Linked DNA regions of Homo sapiens: regions 2, 3 and 4 are each linked to region 1. A link is a loop called in an ENCODE intact Hi-C map of the cell type or tissue named here. Cell type or tissue: OCI-LY7. All regions are shown on one strand.

Region 1 (5,000 bases):
TGTGGGCCTTTTCTTTCTACTGTACGTACTTCTCTTGTGTTTGGTTTTTATAACAAGAAAAATTGCTTTCATTAGAAAAATTAATACAAAAAGCAATGCATGTCCAATACCGAAAATACAATATAGAAATGAATAAAGAAGAAAATTAAAATTACCCAAACGACCAGCCCTACAGAGGCAAGCCCTGGCAATGTGGTAGGGTACTCATTTCTCTTCAGAAAAGGTGATTTCCTGCCAAATGAAACATTCTCAGGCTGCTATAGGGTCCCCCTGAAACCCTCCCAAACCCTCTTGAGAAACACGCAGGCCTCACAGACTGTTGAGCAAAGTGCACAACCTTTGCTCCAACATTCCCACTCTAGAAGCACATCCGAAGGAAATAATTGGATACTCAGACAGTGTAGAAATTTTACAAGAATGGTGGCTGCATCGCTATTTATAATTGGGAAGATCACCTAAATGCCCATTAGTGGGGGAATGGTTGAATAAATCCCGAACATCTGTGAGATGGAACATTCTACAACCGTTTCAGTAATGATGTGGATCAATATTTATTGACATGGAATGATTGCCTTGTTATATTATTAGGCAAATAAGTGGTTATGAAACCGTATGATGGTATGACCCCAATTTTTGTAAAAAAAATACATATAATATACACACACACGTATGTATGTGTGTATGCTTAAAAATAGAACACAAAAATATACACCACCATGTTACCAGTTATTTCTGGGTAGAGGGACAGGAAGTGATTTTTTTAATGTCTAATTTTCCCACAGTAAATGGATATTATTTTGCACTTTTTAAAACTAAAAACTAAATAACATGCTAGCACAGTCTCACCTCGGGGCCTCTGCCCTGGCACTTTCCTCTGCCTGAAATGCTTTTCTCCAAATATTCTCCACTTTCTTCATGTCTTTGTTCAAACGTCATTTTCTCCAGGAGGCTTCCTGACCGCTCGATTTAAAATTGTGTCTTGGCTGTGCACGGTGGCTCACGCTTGTAATCCAGCACTTTGAAAGGCCAAGGCGGGAGGATGGCTTGAGGCTGGGAGTTCAAGACCAGCCTGGGCAACAAAATGAGACATTATTTTAAAAAAGTTTTTTTTAAATACCTGGGCATGGTGGCACACATCTGTGGTCCCAGCTACTCGAAGGCTAAGGTGAGAGGATCGCTTGAGCCCAGGAGTTCCAGGCGGCAGTGAGCTATGATGGTGCCACTGCACTCCAGCCTGGGTGACAGAGAGAGACTCTGTCTCAATAAAGTATATTAAAAAAAAAAAAAAATTAGCCGAGTACCGTGGCTCACGCCTCTAATCCCAGCACTTTGGGAGGCCAAGGCGGGCGGATCACAAGGTCAAGAGACGAGACCGTCCTGGTCAACATGGTGAAACCCCGTCTCTACTAAAAATACAAAAATTAGCTGGGCGTGGCGGCGCGCACCTATAGACCCAGCTACTCGGGAGGCTGAGGCAGGAGAATCACTTGAACCTGGGAGGCAGAGGTTGCAGTGAGCCGAGATCGCACCACTGCACTCCAGCCTGGTGACAGACTGAAACTCCGTCTCAAAAAAAAAAAAAAAAAAAAAAAAATCGTGTTTATCTCTCTCTTTCTTCCTTTTTGTCTCTGTCTCTCTTCCCTCTTACCTTGTTCTATTTTCCTATTTTACTCCATAGAAGGTATCAACTTCTAACCTCCTAGGTCGTTTGCTTATTTATTACGTTTGTCATCTAAGACCTCCTGCCCACCGGCCCCCAGCAGGAAGGACTGCTCCAGGAAGGCAGGAATTGGAATTTGTGTCTGTTTTGTTCCCTGTTGACTCCCAGGGCTTAGAACAAGGCTTGGCACACAGTAGGAGCTCAGTAAATATTTGAGTAGTGAATGAATGAAATCTAAACAAGCAAATGGTTTTCCTTTATGAAGACTTTATTTCATCCTCACTCTTCTGATTTTCAGAAGCAGCAGCACGGATGAGACGGGTCTGGCAGGCTTGGCGGGGGACAGGTGGGAGGAAAGATGTTCCTCGCCCTCTCCAGATTCCGCGCCCTTGGTTCGCCAGCGGGAAGCCGTGGCTGCGCGGAGCCGAGGTAGCACCGCCCCCTGCTGGGCAGTTTGGAGAAATGCAGCGCGGACGCTCAGCGATTGGGCCAGATACATTTCAAACAAGTACACCTGGGAATTTGGAAAGGAACAGGATGGAAAGGTCATCGGGGGTGAGGCAGCCAGATGGATCTGCGGGAGGCCTTTTCAGAAAGGAAGAGGAGCCGAGAAAAAAAATGCAGCCCATTCTCTCAGCTGCAGGACCCGGATTCAAGCAGAGTCCGCGTCTCGCAATGAATGGGTTTCTCCTGTTGAGGCCAAGGCTGACCGTGATGGAAGCCAGGTGCAATTCAAGGCCAACTCCCAGGGATCTCTTTTTGGAATTTCTGGTTTCCCTAGGTTTCCTCGCAGGTTTTGTGGTGAGCATGTATCCTTTTATCAAACCCACCCCACAAAACCAGAATTTCAAAACAAGTTTTTACCCAGCCTTTTTAACAAATGTGCACATGCAGTTTCAGAAAGAGGAAATGTATTAGTGTATTAGTCCATTCTCACACTGCTATAAAGAACTACCTGAGACTGGGTAATTTATGAAGAAAAGAGGTTTTATGGACTCACCGTTCTGCAGGCTTAACCAGCAGTATGACTGGGAGACCTCAGGAAACTTACACTCATGGCGGAAGGCAAAGGGGAAACAAGCACCTTCTTCACATGGTGGCAGGAGAGACAGAGAGAGAAGTGAGGAGAGCTCTATCACGAGAATAGCAAGGGGGAGGGGGAGCTCCGCCCCCATGATACAATCACCTCCCACCAGGCCCTTCCCCCGACAAGTGGGGAATACAATTGGAGATGAAATTTGGGTGGGGACACAGCCAAACCCTATCAATTAGCCAAGTCAAGATTGTTCATTGACTCGACATTTTTACTGTGAATTTACTGTGTGCCAGCCACGGTTCTTGGTGCTGGGGCTACAGCAGCAAAACAGACAGACAAAAACCTCAGCCTTTATGGAGCCGATATTACAGTAAAAGAGACAAGTCCCTAACGCACAAATAAATGAAAATACCTGACTAAAAACTAAGGTAAGTGCCCTGAAAGAGAAAAACAAGGTGTTACCAAAAAAATTTTAAAAAGAGCAGACTTCAATTTTGGGAATCCACACCGAAGACATGAGATTTAATCTGAATTCCTCTCCCAGGAGCCAGGGGCAATCTACGGGGAGAAAGGAATAGCAAGAGAGAAGCTGGAAGTTTCCAGGCTTTCAGTCTTAATTCAGTATCCCCCAGAGAAGAATAACTTGTCCCTTTTAGTAGATGTTTGCTCTGTAGTAAAAGGACAGCATAGGAGTCTAGAATCAGAGTCCTGGGTTCAATTCCTGGCTCTGCCCCCTTCCTTAGTTTCTATTTCCTCTGTCCCTTAGAGTTATTATAAGGATTTAATGAGATAATAGAGATGTAGCTATGGACACAGCAGCTGGCAAATAGTCAATAAGTAGTCATCATTGTTTAAAGGCTCTGAGAAGATCTGCAACTGGGGAACCTGTTGAACTAGACTCTCTTGTTGGCTACAGAAAATTTTTTTTTTTTTTTTAGACAGAGACTCACTCTGTCGCGCAGGCTGGAGTGCAATGGCATCATCTCAGTTCACTGCAACCTCCGCCTCTCAGGTTCAAGAGCTTCTTCTGCCTCAGCCTCCCAAGTAGCTGGGATGACAGGCATGCGCCACCACACCCAGCTAATTTTTGTATTTTTAGTAGAGACAGAGTTTCACCATGTTGGGCAGGCTGGTTTCGAACTCCTGACCTCAAATGATTCGCCCACTTCTGCCTCCCAAAGTGCTGGGATTACAGGCGTGAGCCACCACGCCCAGCCTATAGAACCATTTTGTTGCAGGATATTGTGTGCTGTACCATATATATTGGGGAAATATTACTTCAGTTACTGGGGGTGTGGGTGGAGCAGACATTATTCATTGCCTACCCCAAGTCCATTTGCTGTCTTTTTTCTTGCTAATAGAACTCTGGTTATGTTCAGGATTAGGCCAAAGAACCTTGGATGTCAAAGCAGGTAGGTCAGACTTGGTCTAGATGTGGGCGCCTTACCTTGTTCTGGCCAGTGAGATGTATGAAAAGTCTCCTAGGGGCTTCCCCATGAAGATATTGTCCTCCATAAGAAGTAAAGAAACATTTGCACCTGACCCCACCCCCACTGCCACCACCCCCGCCCCAGCTTCTGCTTTGAACGTAGTGTCGTGAGGACAGGACACTTGGCTCTGCTGCCACCATCTTGGGACCACAAGAGGGAACCCCCACAGAGTCACAGAGACAACTCTGGGGTCCCCAATCATGTCCAGCTACTGAACAACCGTGGAACTGTCTGTTCTCCAACTTCTTGAGAGAAAACGAACCCCCCGTTTGTTTAAGCTGCTGCTAATGGATTTCCATCACCTGCATCCCAGAACATTCCTCACTGATCCAGGGTCCCAGTTCTCTGTTCCGAATTAAAATCATCCTGGTTTTCTCCATTTGTCTAAATATTCTCTGGTTCACCTTGAGGACAGTGTCTGGGCATTGCACCAGGCAGCCCATACCCCTCCCTGGGGCCTGTTCCCTTTGTAAAACCATGACTCACCTCCGAGGCCCTTGCTGGCCACACACCTTCATTCCAGAGAGGATTCCATGAGCCATCCCTCTTTGTCTTTCTTCTCTCTCATCTATTTTTGTCCTTTGTGAAATGCCCTGGCCCCCTGTGAGGATACAGAGGTATTAGCACACCCTCCCCCTTAATCCCTTGGGCTCCTGTTCCCTTGTCCAAAGTCACCCAAGAGAACAGGGCCAGCCTAACTTTTTCTGGCTGGCTTTTCCTGGGGGAAATGAAACTGTTTCACTGTATGTCCCAACCCCAAAAGTCTCTCCTATTCTCTTCACCATGCATGGCCCTAGAACTTTCTTTCTGTCTC
Region 2 (5,000 bases), 380 kb before region 1:
CACGTCTGTAATCCCAGCACTTTGGGAGACTGAGGCAGGCCGATCACTTGACCTCAGGAATTTGAAACCAGTCTGGCCAACGTGGTGAAACCCCGTCTCTACTAAAAATACAAAAATTAGCTGGGCGTGGTGGCACGCACCTGTAATCCCAGCTACTCAGGAGGCTGAGGCAGGAGAATTGCTTGAACCTGGGAAGTGGAGGTTGCAGTGAGCCGAGATCACACCACTGCACTCCAGCCTGGGCGACAGAGCTAAAGACTCTGTCAAAAAAAAAAAAAAAAAAGAAGTGCCGGGCGCGGTGGCTCAAGCGTGTAATCCCAGCATTTTGGGAGGTTGAGGCAGGCGGATCATCTGAGGTCAGGAGATTGAGACCAGCCTGACCAACACGGAGAAACCCCGTCTCTACTAAAAATTAAAAAAAAAAAAATTAACCGGGCGTGGTGGCACATGCCTGTAATCCCAGCTACTCGGGAGGCTGAGGCGGAATCACTTGAACCCAGGAGGCGGAGGTTGTGGTGAGCCGAGATTGCGCCACTGCACTCCAGTCTGGGCAACAAGAGCACAACTCTGTCTCAAAAAAAAAAAAAAAAGCTTAATTTTATGTTATGAGAATTTTACCTCGATTAAAAAAAACTCATACTTGCCTACTATGGGAGCACAGAGGAGCATGCAAAAAAAAGCACAAAAAGTCAAGATCAAAATGAAAGTCACCCTTACTGTCTCTTAGGAGCAACCACGTGAAATATTCTCATGTATTCCCTTCCAGTCTGTTTTCTAAACTACATGCATCGCATGATCATACTCGATATGTGGAAGTGTAGTCTGGTTTGTCCCCATTTAGTATCAACATGAGTGTTTTTTTTCTTTTTTTCTTTTTTGGAGACAGGGTCTTGGTATGTTGCCCAGGCTAGTCTCAAACTCCTGGGTTTAAGCGATCTTCCTGCCTCAGCCTCTCAAGTAGTTGGGACTACATGCATTTGCCACTATGCCCAGCTAAATTTTTTCTTTTTTTTTGAGACCGAGTCTTGCTCTGTTGCCCAGGCTGGAGTGCAATGGCGCGATCTCGGCTCACTGCAACCTCTGCTTTCCAGGTTCAAGTGGTTCTCCTGCCTCAGCCTCCTGAGTAGCTGGGATTACAGGTTCCTACTACCATGCCTGGCTAATTTTTGTATTTTTAGTAGAGATGGGGTTTTGCCATGTGGTCCAGGCTGGTCTCCAACTCCTGACCTCAAGTGATCCATCTGTCTTGGCCTTCCAAAGTGTTGGGATTATACAGGCGTGAGCCACTGTGCCCGGCCCCATTTTTTCTTATCATTAAAAGTTCTACCTTTAAGGGCTGCACATGCTGCTAAAGGGATATTATCTGCTTTACTTACCAGATCCCCCACTGCTGGACACTTAGGTTGTTTTGTTTCCAGTTTGTCACTCTTATGAACAATGATGGAACAGCTTATATATAAACCCCTGTCCCCATTCTGGACATTTCCTTCCAATCCCAGAAGTAGAACTCGTGATTGAGCAGTTAGTCACATTCATTTCCTCCCTGGCAGCGGCTCATGTGCCCACTGCTTAGCATTCATTTTTTTTGCCAGGGGTATGGGGCAATAACCTTTGTATTTTTCCTCTTGCTGAACTCCTAGACCCTGAATATAAGACTACTGGCTGGCCCATGGAGAGCAAACGTTTTCCTCTGCTGCGATGCTGTCTTTGACATTGCCCTGGTGCCTGCTTCCGACCCCCAGGAGAAAGTGCTGTATAAAGAGGTGAGAGACCTGGGGTTTCCCTCTGTCTCTGTGTAACTGAACTCATGTCTTCCCTCCCTAGCCTCAGTTGTCCTGTCGGTTTAGTGGGAGACTTTGGCTAGTTATTTCTTTTTCTATTATTTTTTTTTGAGACAGCATCTCACTCTCACCCAGGCTGGAGTGTAGTGATGAGATCTCGGCTCACTACAACCTCTGCCTCCTGGGCTCAGGTGATCCTCCTGCCTCAGCCTCTTGAGTAGCTGGGACCACAGGTGTGTGCCACCACACCTAGCTAATTTTTGTATTTTTAGAGGAGATGGGGTTTTTTTTTTTTTTTTTTTTTTTTTTTTTAGACTGAGTTTTGCTCTTGTTGCGCAGGCTGGAGTGTAGTGGTGTGATCTCCGCTTACTGCAACCTTTGCCTCCCAGGTTCAAGCAATTCTCCTGCCTCAGCCTCCAAATAGCTGGGATTACAGGCACCTACCACCATGCCCAGCCAATTTTTGTATTTTTAGCAGAGACGGGGTTTCACCATGTTGTCCAGGCTAGTCTCAAACTCCTGACCTCAGGTGATCTGCCCGCCTTGGCCTCGGCCTCCCAGAGGCCCAGATGAGAAGATGGTCTGGGCACGGTGGCTCACGCCTGTAATCCCAGCACTTTGGGAGCCGAGGCAGGTGGATCACGAGGTCAGGAGTTAGCTGCCACACCCAGCCCTGGCTAGTTATTTCTCATGGTTCTTTTCATCTCCATATCATGTCTCACCCATATCTGAAATCTGTGTCTAGACCACAGTAGGTGCTTAATAAATGTTTACTGCATAATTACATCCTTCTCTGTCTTGCATCTCTCTTGCTACTGGAACTGACCAAGAGGGAAATTAGGCTCAGGGGATTTTACAGGTGGGGCAGGGTAGCCGGGTAATCCCTTATCCCCTCACCCCTCCCGGGGACCAGGCAGGAGGGAGGGCCATTGATTGGGAAACATCTCGGCTCCTGGCGGCAACTGGAGGGATTCAGGACACCTGCTCGGAGCAGCCACCAGGGGGCAGCAGACACTGCAAAAATGGAAGAGGGCTTTGAAACCGGAGTCCAGGGTCTCAGTCAGTCTACGCTGTGCTGGGTGTGAGGATGGAACTCGGTCCCTGGCTGCAAGAAGCCCCCACAGCAGACGGAGGGACAGCCACACCAGCAGAGTCGTTTGTGACAGCGCAGAACTGCAACAGGGAGGTAATAATGATAATATTTGCTGTAATGATGGCTGATCTTTCAGGATTACACTGACCTCATTTGATCCTCACACAACCCTAAGAAAGGAAAACTAATACAGTCCCCATTTTTTTTTTTCTTTTTGAGATGGAGTTTTGCTTTTGTCACCCAGGCTGGAGTGCAGTGGTGTGATCTCGGCTCACTGTAAGCTCTGCCTCCTGTGGTCAAGAGATTCTCCTGCCTCAGCCTCCTGAGTAGCTGGGATTACAGGCGTGCGCCACCACGCCCAGCTAATTTTTTTGTATGTTTAGTAGAGACAGGGTTTCGCCATGTTGGGCAGGCTTGTCTCTAACTCCTGACCTCAGGTGATCCGCCCGCCTCGGCCTCCCACAGTCCCCATTTTAAAGATGAGAAGATGGGCGGGGCACGGTGGCTCACGCCTGTAATCCCAGCACTTTGGGAGGCCGAGGCAGGTGGATCACGAGGTCAGGAGTTCAAGAGCAGCCTGACCAACATGGTGAAACCCCATCTCTACTAAAAATACAAAAAAAAAAAAAATTAGCCAGGTGTGGTGGCGCGTGCGTGTAATCCCAGCTACTCAGGAGGCTGAGGCAGGAGAATTGCTTGAACCAAGGAGGTGGAGGTTGCAGTGAGCTGAGACTGCGCCACTGCACTCCAGCCTGGGTGACAGAGTGAGAATCTGTCTCAAACAAAGACGATGAAGGCACAAAGAGGCTAAGTAACTTGCCCAAGGTCACATAGCCAATAAACAGCAGAGCCAGAATTTGTGGCCAGTCCAGCTCCACTACACCAAGCAAACAGGTCACTGTGGTGGGGGTGGAGGGAAGCGGGTGCAGTGTCCAACCCATCTTCTTGCAGGAGGTGACTTCTGAGTTGAGTCATAGGTATGAGTAGGAGTTGGCCAGGTGAAAGGTGTCTGGGGTAAGGACAGCATCAGAGGCGCAGGGTGGAGTGCACGGCAGCTGGGCATGACTATGAACAGTTCATGTGACAGGCATGGAGGGGCCTGAAGACTGTAGGGCCTGTAGGCCTTGTCGAGTCTTGGGATATTTTTCTTTTTTTTTTTCTGACAGAGTCTTGCTTTGTCACCTAGGCTGGAGTGCAGTGGTGTGATCTCGGCTCACTGCAACCTCCGCCTCCCGGGTTCAAGCAATTCTCCTGCCTCAGCCTTCTAAGTAGCTGGGATTACAGGCACATATCACCATGCCCAGGTAATTTTGTATTTTTAGTAGAGATGGGGTTTTACCATGTTGGCCAGGCTGGTCTCGAACTCCTGATCTCAGGTGATCAGCCTGCCTTGGCTTCCCAAAGTGCTGGGATTACAGGCATGAGCCACTGCGCCTGGCCAAGGGTTGAGATTTTATGTTGAGAGCTGTGTGGAACCATGGCAGGGTTCTGAGCAGTGCCACAGCTACCCATGCGCTCTAGACAGGTCCCTCTGGCCTCTGGTGGTTCTGATCCACCTTGGATTCCCTCTGGGGTGGACAAAGGTAGACGAAGCCTCATCTCCTGTTCGCAGCTGGCCCCGGGGGCCTCAGGCTTTGCCTGCAGGGGTCACACTCACCGCCCTTCTGCGACTCGATCTCCTTCTTGGCCTGCTCTAGAATGCTCTTGATGGCGTCGTCTGAGCCTGTCTCAGGCGTGCGGATTCTCGGGGTGATGCTGCCTGGGGAGGCAAGAAGGCATCTGTGGCAGGATCTGCATGTTGGGCTCAGTCTCCGGAGCCTGGTGGGGTAGGGGGGCTGTCTCCTCCTCCCAGAAGAGTGAGGGTCAGACCATCAGTGAGATGGCAGGGCCACTGCTTAGTCTATGTAACAAACTGTGGGCCTGTGAGTGATTCTGGTGTGAAATAAGAATCATAATAACGAGGCCAGGCACAGTGGCTCATGCCTGTAATCCCAGCACTCTGGGAGTCCGAGGTGGGAGGATCACTTTAGGTCAGGAGTTTGAGGCTATCCTGGCCAACATGGTGAAATCCTGTCTCTACTAAAAATACAAAATTAGCCAAGCATGGTGGCTTGCACCTGTAATCC
Region 3 (5,000 bases), 240 kb before region 1:
AGGCACGGAAAACATTTTGGATGCATAAGCCACAGGGGTGCTGGCATGCCAGAGGGCACAGAGATAAGACATCCTGAAGGAGCCCAGCACGGGGAAGACCCAAAACTCTAGAACAGTGGTTCTCAAGCAGGGGTGATTTTGTCCTCTGGGGGACATTTGGCTATGTCTAAAGATATATTTGATAGTCACAACTAGGGGTGTACTACTGGCGTCTAGTGGGTGGAGGCTGGAGATGTTGCTAAACATCTTACAAGGCACAGGACGACCCTGCAATGAGAAATTTTCCAGTCCAAAATGCCCTTCATGTGCGAGGTTGAGAAAACTGGATCTCAAAGGACCTGCAGGCATTTCCTCCGGTGAACAGACTGGAGGAATTGGGGAATGAATGGGAGAGGAGTTCAGATCTGTGTGGGCCAAGGAAGTCACATGTGAACAAGTTTCAGCCCAACAAAGGAAAGCAGCCCTGATGGTCAGGAGCCCTGTCCCCAAAGGTGGCCCAGCATATACTGGTGACCTGATAGATCCTGTGGAGGGAAAATAGAGCCTGGAGTGGGGGTTGGACACAACAACCTTTTTTTCCCCATCCAAACCTGGCACTGAATAAAGTCCCCAGGACAAGAGCAATGATGTTTGGGGTTCCTTCCAGAATCTTCCATGGATTAGTTCATTTAATCCTGCCCACAGCCCCATGACATGGGCACTGTGGTTATCCTTATGTAATAGAAGAGGAAACTGAGGCTTCAAGAGGTAAAAGTCACTTGCTTAAGGTTACAAAGATGGCAGGTAGGGAAGTCAGGACTGGAGCCTGAGTCTCCCCGATCCCCAAGCTCATTAGGAAGATATTCCTCACACTGGGCATGGTGGCTCACACCTGTAATCTCAGCACTTTTGGGAGGCCAAGGCATGAGGATTGCTCGAGGCCAGGAGTTCAAGACCAGCCTGGGCAATATAGTGAGACCCTGTTTCTACAAAATTAAAAAAAAAATTAGGTGTGGTGCACACCTGTGTTCCCAGGTACTCAAGAGGCTGAGGCAGGAGGATTGCTTAAGCCCAGGAGTTTGAGGATGCAGTGAGCTGTGATCGCATCACTGTATTGCAGCCTGGGCAACAGAGTGAAACAACTCTGTCTCTCAAAAAAAAAAAAAAAAAAAAAAAAAGAAGAAGAAGAAGAAGAGACTCCTCAAACCCCATCAGTTCTCCCCCCAATCTAGGGAAAAGCACCCACTGCCTTCCCGCCCCTGCCACCTAATGCCTTGATTTAGAGACAGAGGTAGGAGATCTGGACCCAACATTCAAGACCTAAGTTCAACAGTTCAGCCGTCTCTCATGTTAAAGACACAAAAACATGTACAATAAGCTGCCCAGATCCCCGCTTACTTTTTTTTTTTAAACAAAAACATTGCAACCGGCGGTGAAAAAGACATTGTCTTGAACATACACTTTAACTGATGTCTCCGACCATTCAGTAACATGGATAAAAGAAAACTTGCTTTATTAATAGGCCCTCATGCTAATTAGCACAATTTATTGCCAGGGAGGCAGTCCCTACCTTCTGCAAATGTTATGAGTGTAGACAAAAAAACTTTTGTTGAGAACCCAACACGATATTGCCGCGTGACCAAGCCTGCCACAAAGAGATGGGAAAAGCACACAGCTTAGAGAGGCCACTCAAAGGCATGGGGTGCTGCTCTATAAATTTATGATGTCACTTGACCATTTCCCAGTAATCAGAAAGCCCCAAATTTAAATGTCGGCTGGTTTCTGCCCATAAATATGTGTTTCTCACCACTTTGAGGAAGGTTCCCTAATGACTATGAAGCTTTGTGGAAAAGTGTAAAAAAAAAAAAAAAAAAAAGGTGTGGGTGGGGAGGGGGTTGGTAAAAAAAACCTTAAATGTTTAATATTCAATAAATGTGTCAATTTTACATACAGAGGCAAATGGGTCTTTACTGAGGAATTGGTAAATTTCCTCGGAGAAAAGTAAGTGCATTTTAGCCTTCAAGGAGTCCCAGATGAATAGAAATGGAATGTGATTTGTGATAAAACTCAGCTGCTCTATAAAAGACGTTAAATAAATGTTGCTGTTTCACCAGGGATGTACAAAATTGATTGCATTATAGACTGATTCTAAGATGCTGCATCCCTGTACGGCCCCCTCTTCTGTGTGTGGGGGGGAGCTGCTTCCAGAGACAATTTAGACTGCATGGTGACTCCTCTTCCTCATGCTGTAGCAGAATTTTCTGGAATTGTAAGATTTCCTCTTTATATTTTGATTTCAGTTGAACCACAGGAAACTGCTGCTATTTGGCCATTTTTGACTTCTTCAAAACTGCAATTTCTTCTCTATCTGCTTAATATTTCCGGTGGCCTGATCATCATCCTGGGGAAGGCTGCTGATACCTCCAAAGAGAATTGTGGTTGCTGTCTAGGGTTCACGGGTGGTGATGTCCCTGTTCCCTTTGTCTGGTCACCAGAGGGCACCCCAGTCTGTAGAGGGAATCTTGCTTTTCCTTCAGCCCACCTTGGGGAGCTTGGGAGTATCCCGTGCCCTTTCTGAATCTCAGTTTTCCCCCTCTGCAAAATGGGCACAACTCCACCTTTCCTGCAGGGTATTTGGAAAACTGGATGTGGTAACCATTGCAGGTAAACTGTCCCGTGCTTTTGGCCAGCTAGTATAAGGTATTGTGTATCCAACTAGGGGCTGCATGTGACTCACATATGACACACACAGCCCTACCCTCAAGGAACTGCTAATGTCACGTCAACATAGGACAACTTCTTCAAGTGAGAAATTAGGGTTCACAGATTGAAGGGTGGAACCAAACTGATCAGGAAAACTTCCTGGAAAGCAGGAGCGTGGACTCATTCAGACACGTCCCGTGCCTCTCCATGCCTGCTGTCATCAGCCTGGTCTGGTCACTGCCAATTCCTGCCTGGATGCTTGCAGGGGCCTCCCTGGCTCCATGCAATTCTCTGCCATCTCACTTCCACCCTGGCAGCCAGACAGGGCATTTCAAGATGTAAACTGGATGTTGATACTTCCCTGCTTAAAACCTCCCCGGACTCCCCATTCCATTTCAGATCAAATCTGAACTCTCCAGCCCAGTCTGCAAGGCCTGTGTGGTCAGGGCCCTGCCTGCTTCTCTACAGCATTTCCTCCCACAGTCCTTGTGCTTTGCTCCACCCTCTGGCCCTTCATTTGGTTCCTGGAAACTGCCAAGCCCAAACCAGCCCCAGGACCTTTGTACGTGCAGTTTCCGCTACCTGAATGCCCTCTCCTCCCAATTCTTTGCCCAGTTCAGTGGTTCCCAAAGTCTCTGGCCCAGCAGGATCAGTGTCACCTGGGATCTTGTTAGAAATGCAAATTCTTGGACGGGCTCCAGACCTACTGAATCAGAAACTCTGAGGGTAGAGCCTGGCGATTTTTTTCAAGGAAATTTCAGGTGATTTAAATGCATGCTCAAGTCTGAAAATCAATGGCCTAACTCAGGCCTACCCCTCAGCCAAGTTGCAGCTTAAACATTACTTCCAGCAGACCAACACCCCAACATGAGGCCAGTTTCCTGCTGTCGTGAGCCCCTGCTGCTGCCTCCTCACCTCTATGAAGCACTATGGCAACTGTGATGTCATCAGGAACTATTTCAAGTCTGTGCCTCTTCATAGCTAGACTAAAAGCTCCAGGAGGGCAGGTACCCCTGTGCGCCCAGCACCTCATCGTGCCTAGAAGAGAGTAGGTGCCCCGGAACTATATGTTGCATGAGCACATGAATGAATGCTCAAATGAACAAATGAATGAGTTCTGGAAGAATGACAGTGTTCATAAAGAAAGTGCCCCCTGGCATCCTATTTTCCATCCACCAGCCCACAGATCAACCCTGTCCCCGTCCCCATTTGACTTTCTGAGTATCACCCTGGTCAAGTCAGGAGCCAATCACAGCAATGTATGGGAATGACCATCAAATTAGAACAACAAGAACATCAACCAAAGAACCAGCCAAGGGGAGACTCCCACGCAGTAGATGCCCAGCTCAGGGTCTAAGCCTGAACATCCCTCAAGAAGAACAACAAACCTCTCTCTCCCTGACAGCAACTGGCTGTGCAGACAGCTTCCAGATAAAAACCTAGAGACCAAAAATTTGCAGGCAAGAAGTCTGCCCATCAGCTTGGAAGATTCCAGTCCCGCACTCACCCAAGTCTTCTGGCTGAGAGGCTGAGGCTGCCTCGAACTAAGCCCCGAGTTTATTGGAAGCTTCTCGATGCTGCACGGCAGTTTGCTCAGCTCTTGGAGCTAAAGCTGGAAGGGAAATCATTTCTTTTCCTATAACTCAGAGCAGTTATATTCTCTTAGTGTGGACATCTGGCTCACTGCTGATCTCCTTACTTACGTTTTCCAAACGATATCAGTTCTGGGAAGATCAATTATTACTGAAAAGTCGAGAAACGTTCACTGGTTATTTGCATTGATTTGGTTGACAAGACACAGACTCCTTTTAAACTACAGATGTCCATGGAAGGGACAGAGAGGAGAAAAACACAAGAACCCCAGACAGCTCGAGGTTCGGAGCCTCCACCCAGCTGCAGGAACTGCACAGAGTGGAAAGCGCTGGCTGGGATGGGGACACTGAACCACCCTCCCGGAGTCCCCCAGATAGAGCCATTTCCATCAAGACAAACAGGTAGCCAGTGTTGGCCAGCACCACAAGCAGCCACGATGATATAATTTGTTCGTTACTGCATCATCTTTAATCAATAGGATCTGGAGTTTCTACAGCTTGGACAGCCCAAATCTCTCTGGCAGCCAAGAACCAGCGGGTTGTTAAAAGGCCCGATAGTTCTGCCTCGCTAATGGGTGGCTGGTTCCCTCAACCCTGCTGATTTTTTAAATAAACCTAAATTCCAATAATTGTTTAATGTTTATTTTTATTTAGTTCTGGTTCAGATGCTCTGCGTCTCTCTGACAGAAATTGATATCTGGCTCCTGGTGAGCTTTATTAAAAAAC
Region 4 (5,000 bases), 360 kb before region 1:
TAAAAACCTAATACACTGACATTTATTTTCTTCTCTATACGTCTCCATAATGTGTGGGTTTTAGTTTTGGACTCAGGAAAACATTATTAGACGTGCTTCCTATTCCAAGTACTATAAGCTGGATTTTTTTTTTTTTTTTTTTGAGATAGGGTCTCACTCTGTTGTCCAGGCTGGAATGCAGTAGTGTGATCATAGCTCACTGCAGCCTCCATCTTCCTGGACTCAGGTGATCGTCCCACCTCAGCCTCCTGAGCAGCTGGGACTACAGGCGTACACCACCATGCCTGGATAGTTTTTAAATATTTTGTAGAGATGAGGTCTCCCTATGTTTCCCAGGCTGGTCTCAAACTCCTGGGCTCAAGTGATCATCCCACCTCGGCCTCCCAGAGTGTTGGGATTAGAGGCATGAGCTATTGTGTGCAGTCTTGCCTGTTCTTATAAAGTTTTATTGGAATACAGCCATGCTCATTCACTTACATATTGTCTATGCTTTCATGCTATAATGGCAAAGTTGAAAATCTGTGTCAGAGACTGTATGGATTGCACAGCTGAAAATATTTACTCTCTGACTCTTTATAGAAAGTTTGCCCTCCCCTGGGTTAGACGATGGTGCACCCTGCTGAGGAACACCACACAGCCGTAAAACAGAGGAGGAACTGCTTTCTATACTGATACGGAAGGAGCTCAAAGATATAGACGGGGAAAAGTAAGGTTCACAATGGTATGCATAGTATATTATCATTTTGTTTTTAAAAGGGGTGGCTGGGCACAGAGGCTCACACCTCTAATCCCAGTGCTTTGGGAGGCCCAGGAGGGTGGACTGCTTGAGCTCAAGAGTTTGAGATCAGCCTGGGCAACATGGCAAAACCGCATCTCTACAAAACATATGAAAATTAGCCGGATGTGGTGGTGCGTGCCTGTAGTCCCAGCTACTTGGGGGACTGAGGCAGGAGGATTGCTTGAGCCCCAGAGGTTGAGGCTGCAGTGAGCTGTGATCGCTGCAATGCACTCCAGACTGGATGACAAAGTGAGACCCTGCCTGTCTCAACAAAAAGAGGCCGCTGGTTAAAATAGATATATTCTGGGCAACATGGTGAAACCTCATCTCTACAAAAAAATACAAAAAATTAGCACGGCGTGGTGGCACACGCCTCTGTTCCCAGCTAACTGGCTACCTGGGAGGCTGAGGTGGGAGGATCACCTGAGCCGGGGAAGTCAAGGCTACAGTGAGCCATGATTGTGCCACTGCACTCCAGCCTGGGCGACAGAGTATGACCCTGTCCCCCTTGCCCCCCACAAAAAGATATATTCGTGGGCTTGTGAATGGATTGACCATCTCTGGAAGGAGAACCCAGGGGCTGGTGAGAGAGGCTGCTGCAGGGGAGGAGAACTCGGAGGAGAGCTGGACTTTCCTAGACAGGCCCTTGTGTAGCTTCTTGAGTTCTGAACTACATGAATGCATTACCTATTCAAAAAATCATTCTAAAAAGGCTATGTAGCCTATACAAAATGGGGCTTACTTAATGATCATTTCAGAAAAATATGCTGGACCTAAGCTCAGGGAAGCCACTGCGGTTACCACCACCACGGTAACCTAGCCCTGACTTTGGCCTTCCCGACCCTCCTAGGGGACACTGCTTCTATAGGGGTAGGGGCTCATAGAGTCTCAGCACTTCCAGCCCAGGCCTGCACCTTCTGGTGGCTTCCCAGGGACATAGAATCAGCCCTTTTATCCAAGTCTCCTCTGTAGGAGGGAGTGCCCCCACCCTGCGCCCAAAGAGCCACACCTCGGGCCTCTGCTCCTGCTGAGCCTTCTACCTGGCTGCCCTCCCTCAGGGGACAGCATCAGGACTCTGAAACCCAGCTTCAAAATGTCTTCCAAGAGGCCCCTTTTAACTGCCCCTGGGGAAAATGACCTCTCTCCCTGCCACAGTGCGGGCCCGCAGACCTCAGGGCGGGTGGGCATCTTCTCCCACCCCACAGGCAGGAAGATGAGCCAAGGGACAGAGGGCTCAAGGCCCTGCTGGCCTCTCCTGGCCATGTCTCTGGCTGGTGGCATTGCAGGGAGCTGGGGGACAGACATGGTGGGCACTCAAGACTCCGGGCTGGAGCCCCCTGGCTGTGGCTGCCCTTCTTTTAAAGTCCTGCCTGACTCTGCCCACCAGATGGCAGCACCTCTGAGCCGGAGGAAGGCAGGAGGCGGGAGCCCCACTTAGAATCCATGCCTAGATATGCTGTCATTTATTCTTTGGGTCTTAGCTCCACATCCCTTCCTCTAGGACGTCTTCCTGGACTCCCGCAGTCTGGGTCAGCGGCCCCTTCCTGCCTGTTGCTGCTTGGAGCACTCTATTTCCAAGTGTGTCTGTCTGCATTCCCTACCCCAACCCCCTACCCTGGGCCCACCCTGGGAGCTTGGGGAGGGCAGGGCCTGGGGCCCAGACTCCTCCTGGCTCCCTCACTTGGCATGCACAAGACCCACAGTTGAATAAATATTGATGAAGCTCAGTCCCTTCCTCCTCATCTGGCCCGAGACCCCCACCCCAGGCAGAGGGAGCCTCTGGCACCCACGGGTGGGAACTGCGCCTCCTCACCTGATTAGCTTTCTCCAGGTTGGTCATGATCAGGCCGACTTCATCTGCCCTGAGACACAAAGATGAGGCCCTGAGGAAGGGCTTCCGGCGGGCTCCAGGCCCCCGCCCCTCCTGACACCCCCAGCCCCTGCCTGAGCCCAGGGGAGGGCTGAAGGCCTTGCTACAGGAGAGAAATCGGGCTGGGGAGAAAAGAGCCTAGGCTTCGAGGAAAAGGGAGTAGGGCGTCAGCACTGCACCTCTTCAGGACAGCCTGGCCTCCCCTCTCCCCCAGGGGCCACTCTCTGAACTCCACCTCCAAGCCTTTGTCCTGGTAGTGCCTGGAATGCCCATCCTCAAGAGAACAGCCCCCGGCTTTAAAACCCTGATCACAGTGTTCTCCGGGGAGGCCGCCCTGCACTGTCCCCAGTGGTCACTTGTTTACTGCGCTGCCCAGCCCCCTGCAGGCTGCCAGCATGGAGGGGCTTGGGAGAGGCATCCCCTCTGTTAGCAGGGGGTGGGAGACGCGGGGGGCACGTGGGGAGCACTTTGTGACCCAAGGCCACACACATGCTTCATGCATGCTTAGGGCCTTCCTTGGCTCAAGCTGTTCCTGCTGCCTGGAGCACCCTTCCCTGCTTTCTTCACATGGCCTTCTCCTCATTCTGAAAGCCACCTCCTCCAGGGAGTTCTCCCTGACTACCCTGGATAAAGGACCTACCCCTGCTTGTCATTCTCTTTTCCCATCCCCAGTTCTTCCCTTTGTAGCATTTGCCATGTGCCAAGAACAGTGCTGGGCATACCGTAAGTGCTCAATATGTGTGAATGAACAAATGTATCACTGCACATCAGTTTTTGTCTCCTCTCCTTGACTGAGGACCGGGTCATGTTCTCATGTTTCCTCCAAGGACCCAGAACAGCACTGGATAAACAGCAGGTGCTCAATAAGTGTTTGCAGAATGAATGATTTCTTAAAGCCTAAAGAAACGCTTGAGTCCAGAGTAATTTAGGTGAATGCCTCTCAGCCCCTGAGGATTGGAGTGTGGAGCTGGGGAGCGGGGACAGTCCCAGGGGCCCAGAGCAAAGGGGGAGGCCCCCACCAAGCAGCCCCTCACTCAGCCCAGGTCCCAGGACATTATTTATGGCTGTGGTGTGTGAGTGGCACAGCAAATGACAGCTGTGTGCCTTTGGGGGTGAGGAGCAGAGGTGCTTAATGAAACGGGGGCCTCCAGCCGAGACTCAGAGGAAGGAGAAGAGTCAGAAAGAGGAGGCATGTCTGAGAGGTCAGAGGGAAGAGACATGTCTGGAGGGACAGAGGGAGGATGTAAGTCCTGGAGGATCAGAAGGAGGAGGCAAGTACTGGAGGGCCAGAGGGTGGAGGCGTGTCTGGGATGATCAGAGGGAGGAGGCGTGTTTGGGAGGGTCAGAGAGAGGAGGCGTGTCTGGGAGGGTCAGAGGGAGAAGGCCTGTCTGGGAGGGCCAGAGGGTGGAGGCATATCTGGGAGGGTCAGAGGGAGGAGGCAAGTACTGGAGGGTCAGAGAGAGGAGGCCTGTCTGGAAGGGTCAGAGGGAGGAGGCGTGTCTGGGAGGGTCAGAGGGAGAAGGCCTGAGAGGGCCAGAGGGTGGAAGCAAGTACTGGAGGGTCAGAGGGAGGAGGCCTCTCTGGGACGGCCAGAGGGTGGAGGCAAGTACTGGAGGGTCAGAGGTAGGAGGCCTCTCTGGGAGGGCCAGAGGGTGGAGGCGTGTCTGGGATGGCCAGAGGGTGGAGGCAAGTACTGGAGGGTCAGAGGGAGGAGGCCTCTCTGGGAGGGCCAGAGGGTGGAGGCGTGTCTGGGATGGCCAGAGGGTGGAGGCAAGTACTGGAGGGTCAGAGGGAGGAGGCCTCTCTGGGAGGGCCAGAGGGTGGAGGCGTGTCTGGGATGGCCAGAGGGTGGAGGCAAGTACTGGAGGGTCAGAGGGAGGAGGTGTGTCTGGGAGGGTCAGAGGGAGGAGGCAAGTACTGGAGGGTCAGAAGGAGGAGGCCTGTCTGGGAGGCCTCCAAGGGAGGAGGTACACCTCAGCAGGGCTCACTTACTTGGATGCTGCCTCCTCGTCGTACTTCCGCCGCAGCTCTAGCAGCTCTGCCTGCGTAGCCTTTAGCGCTGGGAGAAAGCAGAGGCAGGGTGAGGCCCCACCTCCGAGTGGGAAGGAGCTGGGTCTCCCAGGGAGGTGGAGCCCACTCCTTCTGCGAAGCCCAGCAGGCAGAATGAGAGCTCGGGTAGTGAGGGAGATCTTTCTCTCAGTCAGAACTGGTGACGGTGAGTGAGTTTCCTGCCCCTAAAGGGGCTCAGGCTGGTGAGAGGGATGTGCAGTGGCTGGGGTGGGCAGTGCGGGGCAGATGAGGTCTCTCCATGGGCCTAGGTAGCTCAGGGGACCCAGGCCGGGGTTGGGGGG

Evidence for each region. Hi-C counts contacts between places; a loop is a spot of excess contacts. Peaks named below come from ENCODE experiments on the same cell type or tissue, not always from the same donor. Only the 100,000 strongest peaks of a DNase experiment are listed, where the experiment ranks them.
Region 2: a loop joins it to region 1, with 8 times the contacts of the local background. A loop is called at or near these places in 87 of 110 quality-filtered maps.
Region 3: a loop joins it to region 1, with 5 times the contacts of the local background. A loop is called at or near these places in 13 of 110 quality-filtered maps.
Region 4: a loop joins it to region 1, with 9 times the contacts of the local background. A loop is called at or near these places in 79 of 110 quality-filtered maps.

What each region holds. Positions count from the first base shown.
Region 1 is chr12:110,934,359-110,939,358 of GRCh38, reverse strand. VHRT (ventricular heart development associated lncRNA) reads right to left here and starts at 2,757. Exons shown (of 2, transcript NR_036513.1): 1 at 2,661-2,757; 2 at 1,911-2,174. RefSeq lists enhancers at 720-1,412, 2,107-2,800, 2,801-3,494 and a silencer at 1,900-2,194. In OCI-LY7, CTCF peaks have their summits at 1,904 and 2,105 (motif pointing left); a DNase peak (open chromatin) is centred at 2,078.
Region 2 is chr12:111,311,733-111,316,732 of GRCh38, reverse strand. CUX2 (cut like homeobox 2) reads right to left here. Exons shown (of 22, transcript NM_015267.4): 16 at 4,532-4,633. It overlaps LOC105369983 (a long non-coding RNA gene), which reads left to right. Exons shown (of 4, transcript XR_945341.2): 2 at 1,641-1,763. Among named protein-coding and RNA genes, the nearest start is that of MIR6760, 10 kb to the right of the region's middle. In OCI-LY7, CTCF peaks have their summits at 2,569 and 2,777 (motif pointing right); a DNase peak (open chromatin) is centred at 2,782.
Region 3 is chr12:111,172,197-111,177,196 of GRCh38, reverse strand. All of the region lies in intron 1 of CUX2 (cut like homeobox 2), which reads right to left. Among named protein-coding and RNA genes, the nearest start is that of MIR6760, 130 kb to the left of the region's middle. In OCI-LY7, a CTCF peak has its summit at 2,474 (motif pointing right); a DNase peak (open chromatin) is centred at 2,456.
Region 4 is chr12:111,296,181-111,301,180 of GRCh38, reverse strand. It overlaps CUX2 (cut like homeobox 2), which reads right to left. Exons shown (of 22, transcript NM_015267.4): 8 at 4,642-4,708; 9 at 2,592-2,640. All of the region lies in intron 2 of LOC105369983 (a long non-coding RNA gene), which reads left to right. Among named protein-coding and RNA genes, the nearest start is that of MIR6760, 5.5 kb to the left of the region's middle. RefSeq lists an enhancer at 1,297-2,290. In OCI-LY7, CTCF peaks have their summits at 1,948 and 2,155 (motif pointing right); a DNase peak (open chromatin) is centred at 2,180.